2 separate regions of the Homo sapiens genome follow, and region 1 is linked to region 2. The links are chromatin loops, found by intact Hi-C in ENCODE. Cell type or tissue: PC-9. All regions are shown on one strand. Links, peaks and the distances in the headings refer to the core of each region. The heading gives the core; the rest is flanking DNA.

The links. Peaks named below come from ENCODE experiments on the same cell type or tissue, not always from the same donor. Only the 100,000 strongest peaks of a DNase experiment are listed, where the experiment ranks them.
Region 1: a loop joins it to region 2, with 4 times the contacts of the local background. A loop is called at or near these places in 3 of 110 quality-filtered maps.

The regions. Positions count from the first base shown.
Region 1 is chr11:123,553,044-123,558,417 of GRCh38, reverse strand. The region is part of intron 2 of GRAMD1B (GRAM domain containing 1B); the gene reads right to left. Among named protein-coding and RNA genes, the nearest start is that of SCN3B, 99 kb to the left of the region's middle. In PC-9, for the core only: CTCF peaks have their summits at 3,118 and 3,317 (motif pointing right); a DNase peak (open chromatin) is centred at 3,337.
Region 2 is chr11:123,100,536-123,105,909 of GRCh38, reverse strand. All of the region lies in intron 1 of CLMP (CXADR like cell adhesion molecule), which reads left to right. Among named protein-coding and RNA genes, the nearest start is that of HSPA8, 41 kb to the right of the region's middle. In PC-9, for the core only: CTCF peaks have their summits at 2,302 and 2,513 (motif pointing left); a DNase peak (open chromatin) is centred at 2,499.

The DNA.
Region 1 (5,374 bases), core at 197-5,196, 450 kb before region 2:
TTTAGAACTTAATTGCAGGTTCTGTTGTCCTCTGTTGGTTTTACATCCCTGAGAAGATCGTAGGCTATTTTTTCTTTCATGTCCCTCCAGCATGTAGGAGTACTGGGTACACACATATTCAGTAAATATCTTTGGGCTGGGCATGGTGGCTCATGCCTGTAATCTCAGCAGTTTGGGAGGGAGAGGCGGGTGAATCACTTGAGCTCAGGAGTTTTAGACCAGCCTGGCCAACGTGGTGAAACCCCATCTCTACTAAAAATACAAAAATTAGCCAGGCATAGTGGCACACAATTGTAATCCCAGCTACTCGGGAGGCTGAGGCAGGAGAATCTCTTGAACCTAGGAGGCAGAGGTTGCTGTGAGCCATGATCGCACCACTGCACTCCAGCCTGGGCGACAGAGCAAGACTCTGCATTAAAAAAAAAAAAAAAAAAAAAAAAGTTGCACTGAATGTCCTTTCCTCCATTAAGGCATAGACACAGGGGTTGGTGGAATCAAGTGGCCAGAGTCCTAGTCCTAACTTCCCCACTCACTTACTATGTAACTTTGAACAAGTTGTGCTAATTTTGAGGGGACTTTACTTCTTCCACTACAAAATGTACAGCTGTATATGGGCTTACATTGTTAGTATTTTCATGGTTTGTATTAAATACAATGGGTTAAAACCGTATGTCAGGGACCAGACAAATACAACTTCAAATGTTAGTCCTATCAATTACTTCTTCTGTGCTCTTTGAAAAGTTAGCTTCACTAAGTTTCCGATCTTTCAATCTTAATGGAACATGTGAGGATTAAATGATGTAAATACATGCAACCTGCTTCTCACTGCATCTGACACATAGTATGTATCTGTCCAGTAAACTACAGCTACTATAATCAATATTGGTCAAAAGCAATAGCTACTGTTGAAAAACACAGTGAAAAATATTTTCTAGTGGTGAGACAGATATTCAGAAGCCTTGAGTTTGGATACAAGAAAGATCTCAGTTCCTTAAGATGCACGAAGTATGTGCGTGGTATTTCTTCAGTCACCAAAATGTTATTTGCCTGCTACCCTCAAAATGGACACATTAAATAATAGAAAAGTAACAAAACAAGCGAATCAGGGAATCTGGACTGTGTCTACTGTTACAGAATACAAGGCTTTCATGATGAGAAGCGCTTCACTTGAGCTACAATAAAACCAAAACTATCCTGATGATAGCAAAAGAGTACTATTTATGTGCAGTGCAATTTGCTAAACCCCTGACAAGAATTATTTCACTGAATTATATCAACAGTATATGAAATGGATACTACTTACTATTCCCATTTCTCAGATGACAAAACGAAGAGGTAGAAAGTTTAATAACTTGCCTATAGTACATGGTTATTAAGTAGTAGAGCCTGTATCTGAAACCCCATCTGCCTTACCCGAGTCCTACTCTGAACGATTACATTGCGTGTGAAAAGAAGGGGCTACTGACATGCCATTAGGAAGGCATGGGCCTTTTTGTCCTAACGGTGTTTATAATTTCCCATAGAGGCACTCATACTTTCTGCCCTTGTCCTTCTTGAAAGGACAGCACAAACTCTGGGGTGACCAGCTGATCCAAGAGCAGGTACATGCTGCAATCCTAACAAAGCCAACAGGACTTCCACAAACGGAACTTACGCCTCCGGACTCAATCTCCACACTTTCACAGCTATTTGGTGCCTAAATTCCCAAGCTGCTTTTCTGTAAATGAATTTAGGAAATTGAGGTAAAAGTGGGTACCTTTCTCTGAATTAAACCTTTCCTTCAGAGATACAGAAAACTGACACTATCTTCTACTTTTTAAAGGAAAAGAGGTTTCTGAGAGTCCTGTGCAGTGTCAAAAGCACTTTCCAGAGACCACCCTAGATGAATCAGGGCTAAGAAAGAGAAGTTAAGATACACCTGCAAATCCAACTGAACCAATCCATTCAACCCAGACCTGATCAATCACATTTTATATAAAGAGGGTCAGTGTCTACATAGTATTTTATTCACTTCCTGTGTTTGATAATCTTTGTTGACATGCATGGGAGATGTTGAAAATAAAGGCTAAGATCTTACGTCTCTGAATCCCACCTGCATACTAATAAAATAAAATTTAAAAACTTTTACAGAGTAGCACTCCAAACAGTTTACATAAATCTGAATTTGTTGAATCATGGAGAATGATAGGCAAAAGCGAATCTCATTGTTTTAAAACTATCATCCAAATCACGAGTGCTTTTCTGAAGCATAGTCATTTAGGAGATTTCTGAGTGTGTGGGATACAAAGAAGAAGAGAAACAGGGATCGACAAGTTACTGAGAATTCACCATTGCAGGCACAGGGGTGCTTTTATGCCTTTTATCCTTTTATAAAATTTATTTAAGGCCAGGCGCAGTGGCTCATGCCTGTAATCCCAGCACTTTGGGAGGCCGAGGCAGGTGGATCACCTGAGGTCAGGAGTTCAAGACCAGGCTCGGCAACATGGTGAAACCCTGTCTCTACTAAAAATACAAAAATTAGCCAGGCGTGGTGGTGGGCGCCTATAATCCCAGCTACTCAGGGGGCTGAGGCAGGAAAGTCACTGGAACCCAGGAGATGGAGATTGTGGTGAGCCGAGATCGTGCCATTGTGCTCCAGCTGAGTAAGAAGAGCAAAACTCCGTTTTAAAAAAAAAAGTATTTTATCAAACTGATGAGAAAACTGAGTATCAGGAGCCTGTACTTTAAGTACCCATGATCCTACAGTTATTTCTAAAAATCCATCTTTTCCACTGGGCACAGTGGCTCACATCTGTAATCCCAGCACTTTGGAAGGCTGAGGCAGGTGCATCACCTGAGATCAGGAGTTCAGACCAGCCTGGCCAACATGGTGAAACCCCATCTCTACTGAAGATACAAAAAATTAGCCAGGTGTGGTGGCAGGCATCTGTAATCCCAGCTACTTGGGAGGCTGAGGCAGGAGAGTTGCTTGAACCCAGGAGGCAGAGGTTGCAGTGAGCCAAGATCGCACCATTGCACCCCAGCCTCGGTGACAGAGTGAGACTCTGTCTCAAAAAATTATAATAAAATAAAATCCATCTTTTCACCATACCATGCTACTTCCATAAATAAACATCTACAAGGCAAAAGGTGCTTGTATAATATTGCATTTAACCCTCAAAACAACCCTTCAAGGTAAGTTCCGTTGTTCCTACTCAGGCTACGTATCCATGTATTGCCCCTCAGCTGCAAATCCACCCTTCTTTTCCCTGCCTTGTGATGCTGGAGCTGTGCCCTGTCAACGTTTCTTCTTTGCCGGCTGGCACAATGTTATATCTTGTCAGTAGAGGGCGCTAGAGAGACACTAGAAGGGGCTGCCCTTTTTTGTTCTGGTGCTTTTCTGCAGAAGTCACCAGCCTCCCAATGAGTTTCACTGATACCCTAATGGGCAGTTTCCAGCTTATGTGCCCCAGTCCCCAGAACCTCTAGAGCCTCTGTGCCATACACTGGGCAATGGCCACACCCTCTCCAATAAGTTCTGAATTTTAGCCTTGGGTTTGGAGGAAGTGCAGGGAGCCTTCTTAGAAGTTTGTCCTTCAGTGAGTGAGTGGCTCAATCCTAGGAGCTGCTCCCTACATCTGTTATAACAAGAGGCATCTGTTATACCTCCATTCTTCAGAGACCTTTCCATGTTTTTACTTGTTAATGATTCTTTTATCTTTCCTTCTTGAGACAGGGTCTCCCTCTGTTGCCCTGGCTGGAGTGCAGTGGCACAATCTCGGCTCACTGCAACCTCAACCTTCTGGGCTCAAGCAATCCTCCCACCTCAGCCTCCGGAATAGCTGGGGCTACAGGCACACACCACCATGTCCGGCATTTTGTTTCTTTCTTTCTTTTTTTTTTTTTTTTTTTTGTAAAGATGGGGTCTCCCTATGTTGCCCAGGCTGCTCTGAAACTCCTGGGCTCAAGCGATCCTCCCACCTTGGCGGCCCAAAGTGCTGGAATTATATGCATGAGCCACTGCACCCAGCCAATGATTCTTAATATTAAATTTTCCCTGTTCAAATTATTGGTGTGGTTTCTGTCTTATGGGACCCTCACTGATACACTACTATATGGATGAGCAAAAAGAAACTCAGATGAGTAGGACATCATCCCTTCCTCAAGTTATTCCTCCAATAAAATGGTTAAAAGCATTCAAAGTATACTATGAGCCAGGCAGGGATTTTATACATTTAATATGTATTCCTTCCTTTTATCCACTGACCCTACTTTATGGAAGAGGAAACTGAGGCATCTCAGTGACTGAAGAATTTTCCCAGATCACATACAGAGTAAACAGAGAAACCAGGATTTGTCTCCAAGATTCTGCAGTGCTGCCCCAAACAACTGGCTGCCCTGAGAGTGAAAGAGGGTCAAGGAAACAGAGGGTATATAGACAGTCTGTCAGGAAGTTTGGAAGAGGAAGAAAGCTAGATTGTTAGCCAAAGAGGTCAACATCTGACCAAAGTTTTTTTAATGGGAGGGGTCATTAAAGATCTTCTAACTCAGTCCTTGAATTATAAACGAGTTGGTATACACTGGCCATCAGGGACTCTAGAGACCCTATTAAATAACTCTTTCCTGAATTAATGCTTAGGATATAGTCTGTGCATTATGAGCCATTAATGCAAGAGAACTGATGTTCCACAGATGTCCACTCTGTCCTCTCCGAGTTCCCCAACTCAGACTCTAATCCACGGAGGCTGGTTCAGGGGTGTCCAAATGGATATACTGATTGCCTCTGACCCAGCTGTAACCCAAGACCTCTCATTAATCCTGCATCTCTCTCATGAGGTGAGTGATGTCTACGTAATTAAAACTTAAAGCAAGAAATGGCCAGGAGATTGAAGGGTGAGGAAGCTGAGGATTCAGATGGCTCCAACACAACATTCACCCTTTAGCAACCAACATTGCCATTCAATCAGGTAGCCACCCTTTAAGTAAAATTTTATCATGTACACATGGATACATATGAAAGCCTTCCCTGGGACAAAATGCAGCCCAGCAGAATAAACACACTTAGCCCTTAGCTCACTGGGAACAGAGCTTACTAGGGGTAAACCCCATTTCACCATGCACACCAATTCTCTTTTCCAATTTTCTTTTAATCTTATCCAAATAGAATAACTGGCTCCTGGGTATTATCTTTTTCTTTTCTAAGTGTTCACTACAACCAAATCTACATTTTCAGCCAGCTTCAACTACAAATTCACCAAATGATCTATACTAGTGCTCCCTAAACTTTGCTGCACTTCAGAATCATCTGAGAGTTTTTACATAACCAACTAAACAAGAATGTCTGGGGGTGGGAGCCAGGTATCAGAGCTTTTGAAGGATCTCCAAGTGATTGAAA
Region 2 (5,374 bases), core at 273-5,272:
GGGAGGCGGAGGTTGCAGTGAGCTGAGATTGCGCTACTGTACTCCAGCCTGGGTGACAGAGCAAGATTGTCTCAAAAAAAAAAAAACAAAAAACAAACAAACAAAAACCACAGTTCCTCCTGCCCATCTCTTTGAAGGGGGTCTTAAGGTTCAGGAGAATCTATGAGAAAATGTAAATACGGCTTGGCACAGTGGCTCACACCTATAATCCCAGCACTTTGGGAGTCCAAGATAGGCAGATCACCTGAGGTCAGGAGTTTGAGACAAACCTGACAAACGTGGCAAAACCCTGTCTCTACTAAAAATACAAAATTAACCAGGTGTGGTGGCGCATGCCTGTAATCCCAGCTATTCACGTGGCTGAGGCAGGAGAATCGCTTGAACCCAGGAGGCGGAGGTTGTGGTGAGCCAAGATTGTGCCACTGCACTCCAGCCTGGGCGACAGAGCAAGACTCCATCTCAAAAAAAAAGAAAGAAAGAAAAGAAGAAAGAAAGAGAGAGAGAGGAAGGAAGGAAGGAAGGAAGGGAGGGAGGGAGGGAGGGAGGGAGGGAGGGAAGGGAAGGAAATAAATGTAAATACCTTTTAGAGGATAAAACTTTAAACTACTCTTAATTGAGTGTAGGCAGCAGTCATGTGAGAAAAAGTCCCTTCTAGCAGAGATGAGCAGGGGAAGAGAACTAACATTTTAATGGGAGACTCCTATGTGCTTTCACAATGCTAGCTGCTTTCCTCAGTGTCTTCTTTAATTCCCATTTTGCGGATGGAAACACTAAGGCTCAGAAGGTAATTTTCTCAAGCTCCCAGAGGTCCTTTGATAAGTGCCTGAGGTGCATGCAAAAGCTCCCACTTAGGGAGAGCTTGCGGCTTCCCTGAAGGCATTCTGCCTGTGCCTAAGGAGGCAGTCCTTACCACTGCCACCACTCAGCACCTCTTCCCATAGGTAAATGCTGCAACAGAATCCTAGCAGAGACTATTCCCTTACTTGCAATTCTGCCACTAATTAGTTTTGTGACGTGACATCTCAATTCTCTGGGGTGCAATCTCCTCATAAGTTAAACTGATGATCTCTAAAGTCTTTCCTAACAAAGATGAATCTTCCAGTGCCCACGCAATCCAAGGCTAGCCACAGGATGGTCAGACTGCCCCTTTCCTCTCACCCATCAGATGGCAGACAAGCTCAGCAGCCCCCATGAGCACTGCTAAGCCTTGGAGTTAAAGACAGAGGCCGGACGCGGTGGCTCACACCTGTAATCCCAGCACTTTGGGAGGCTGAGGCGGGTGGATCATAAGGGGTCAGGAATTCGAGACGAGCCTGGCCAACATGGTGAAACCCCGTCTCTACTAAAGATACAAAAAATTAGCTGAGCATGGTGGCGCCTGCCTGTAATCCCAGCTACTTGAAAGGCTGAGGCAGGAGAATCGTTTGAACCTGGGAGGCGGAGGTTACAGCGAGCTGAGATGACGCCATTGCATTCCAGCCTGAGCAACAGGGCGAGACTCCGTCTGGGGAAAAAAAAAATAGAACCCAGGACCGGGCGCGGTGGCTCATGCCTGTAATCCTAGACTTTGGGAGGCTGAGGCGGGCAGATCACTTGAGGCCAGGAGTTTGAGACCAGCCTGGTCAACATGGAGAAACCCCATCTCTACTAAAAAAAATAGCTCGGTGGGTGGTGCAACCCTGTAATCCCAGTTACTCATGAACCCGAGATCACAGCACTGCACTCCAGCCTGGGCTACAGAGGGAGAATCTGGATTAAAAAAAAAAAAAAAAAAAAAAAAAGCCAGGCATGGTGGCTCAGGCCTGTAATCCCAGCACTTTGGGAGGCCGAGGCGGGCTGATCACCTGAGGTCAGGAGTTTGAAACCAGCTTGGCCAACGCAGTGAAATCCCGTCTCTACTAAAAATACAAAAATTAGCCAGGCATGGTGGTGCATGCCTGTAATCCCCGCTACTCAGGAGGCTGAGGCACAACAATCACTTTAACCTGGGAGGCAGAGGTTGCAGTGAGCCGAGATTGCGCGACTGCACTCTAGCCTGGGCAACAGAGTGACACTCTGTCTCAAAAAAAAAAAAAAAGAGACAGAACCCAGGCCCCTCTCTGCTTAGGTGGGTTTAAAAAAGAAAAGAAAAAAAAGTACAGAAGACCCTTTGAGCAATGTAAAAAAATGTAAAAGCTTTAATGTAAAAAAAAAGAAAGAAAGAAAGAAAAAAAAAGGGACAGAAGGAGAAGGACCTTAGAAATCTGTAGAAATCTCAGTGGCCTCCTGGAGTCTAACGAACTGAAGTTCAAGGAAGACTAGAAGTGTATGCGCCCTGATCTCATGGCTCCCTGCCTTGATGAAGCCATTTGTATTCACAGAGGGGCTCCTCCCTGCACTGCTGTATTTAATTCTGGATATGGTATAAATAGGACTTGGCTGACTGTCAAAGCACACCACCCGCCACAATGTTCCAGTTTTTTGGGGACATCAGACGAATCTGAGCCTTTGATTCCCTCTAGTGGCTTAAATTGGCAACTTTCATAGCTGGCTCTTGGCATTTGTTATTGAATGTTTAAGTATCTATTGTATGCACTAAATTGGTGCTGGGTTCTCTAGCTCTGCCTGGAATGTAGGGCACTGGTTTCATTTGAGCATTTTTGTGTCCGGTGGAAAGTGATCAGGGTTAAGCCAGAGCTCCTTCTTACAAAGCTCCTTCTTAACAAAGCTTAGCTTAGTACAGTGCAAACCAGTGAATTTCCCAGCTATTCTAAAGCTGCTTTATAGTAATTCTGGGAGGATGGGTTATTATATGGGTTATTTCTGCCGCTAAATGAGTTGTAGGACCTTGGGCTGTCTCTTTTACCCCTGGGTCTTAGTTTGCTCATTGGTAAAAATGAGCGTGTGGGTTACACTCAGATAAATTCAACAAATATTAATTGAACACCTGCAGTGTGAGACCCTGGGCTGAGTACTATGAGAAGGCAGCAATGAATGGTACTTGATGTCAAAGAGCTTACAGGATAATGGGAGAACCAGACATCCTGGAAGCCACATAAAATTGGGCAGGAGGAGGCTGGGCGTGGTAGCTCACACCTGTAATTCCAGCACTTTGGGAGGCTGAGGCGGGTGGATCACTTGAGGCCAAGAGTTCGAGACCAGCCTGACCAACATGGTGAAATCCTGTCTCTACTAAAAATACAAAAAAAAAAAAAAAAAAAAAGCTACTCGGGAGGCTGAGGCAGGAGAATCACTGGAACCTGGGAGGCGGAGGTTGCAGTGAGAGGAGATCGAGCCACTGCACTCCAGCCTGGGTGACAGAGCAAGACTATCTCAAAAAAAAAAAAAACCTGGCTGGGCACGGTGGCTGTCACCTGTAATCCCATCACTTTGGGAGGCCGAGGTGGGCGGATCACGAGGTCAGGAGATTGAGACCATCTTGGCCAACGTGGTGAAACCCTGTCTCTACTAAAAATACAAAAATTAGCTGGGTGTGGTGGCACATGCCTGTAGTCCCAGCTACTCAGGAGGCTGAGGCAGGAGAATCACTTGAACCGGGGAGTCGGAGGTTGCACTGAGCCAAGATTGTGCCACTGCACTCCAGCCTGGCGACAGAGAGACACTCCATCTCAAAAAAAAAAAAAAAAAAAACCTGGAAAGATAGCTCAAAGGGCCAATCTTAGGTTCTACAATAGTGTTATTTGCAGGAATAACTAGGGAAGTTGCATATCTTATTTTTTTTTTTTAGAGACAGGGTCTTACTCTGTCACCCATGCTGGAGTGCAGTGGTGCAATCATGGCTCACAACAGCCTCGACTTTCCAAGCTCAGGTGATCCTCCCACCTCAGCCCCCCAAGTAGCTGGGACTACAGGCTGGGCCGCCATGCCTGGCTAATTTTTGCATTTTTAGTGGAGATAGGGTTTGGCCATGTTGCCCAGGCTGGTCTCAAAACTCCTGGACTCAAGCAGTCCACCCACTCTGGCCTCCCAAAGTGCTGGGATTACAGGCATGAGCCACCGCACCCGGCCTGGAAGTTGCATATCTTATAACCTTGGAGTAATGGCTGACAATGGCTTATGCCTGTGCCTTACCAGGATTTAGTCTCTCCTTCCCAGCCTGATGGCCTCCCATTAGCTTTGCAAAAGCGGTTGAGTTTTGGGCAAGGCCTGTTATCATTTAAACTGTAACCTAAATGTCTTCCAAAGTTAGCTTGGCCCAATAGCCCAGGAATAATTAAGGGAAAGGGAAGATCCAGGGAGGGTTAGTTTAGCTTACTGTTATAATTTTCCCACTGATATAACACTTGCCAAGGCCGTTTCAGATGCCTCTGAGGGCTCCTCCCCAGCAGTCTCAGCCCAAGCAGCCTTGCTGCAGAATGAAGCACAATCTCCCCTGCTCCATTCTTCTTCATCTCATTTCCCTGAAAGCAAGAATACCGGAAGCCATTTTCCTTCCCACAGATTGGCTGCTAATCAATTTTGGTAAATAAACAGGGAATTAGAGAATTAGAAAATAAACAGGGAGGCCGGGTTTGGTGGCTCATGCCTGTAATCCCAGCACTTTGGGAGGCCGAGGCAGGCGGATCACCTGAGGTCAGAAGTTTGAGACCAGCCTGGCTAACATGGTGAAGCCCCGTCTCTATTAAAAATACAGAAAAATCAGCCGGTGTGGCACACGCCTATAATCCCAGCTACTCCAGAGACTGAGACAGGAGAATGCCTTGAACCCAGGAGGCAGAGGTCGCAGTGAGCTGAGATCGCGCCACTGCACTCCAGCCTGGGTGACAGAGCGAGACTCCATCTCAAAAGAAAAGAAAAAGGCTGTTTCATATTTTGAAACCATCTGACAGGAAACTACAGAGAATGGAAGATAGAACTTGGGGGGATACAAGAATAGGTGTCTCTAAGGGAGGCAGGAACTCCTTGTAAGAGCCCACTTGTTCCCCAAGGTATTTCTGCACTCACAGAGAGGTCGGGGGCAGGCGGTGGGGGAGGAGGGTAGTAACCTGTCTCTAGGAAGGCTCTAAGGAGCAACCTGGAACCCAGCCCGTGACCTGGTATTGAAGCCTGTTTTGGGGAGGATGCCAAGCCCTGACTTCCTGTCTCAGTGGGAGGAAAAAAAAAGTGTTTTTGGGAAAAAGCAGAGAAATTAAGGGACCTGAGACAGTTTAGCCCAGGCACAATGGATGGAACAGAAGTGTTTCCAAGAGCTTCATTTAGAGGCACAAGAGAAATGAAAAATAAAGAAATAAAGCAAAGCAGGGCTGTGACTTCCTCTAACACAACAACTGAGGGTGGACACTATTTGCAGAGCTGTGTGAGCATCAGCAGTGGAAAGGGAGGCGCCGCCTGGGGAAAGAACACAGGGATGCCTGTTGGACAGATGCCTGCATCA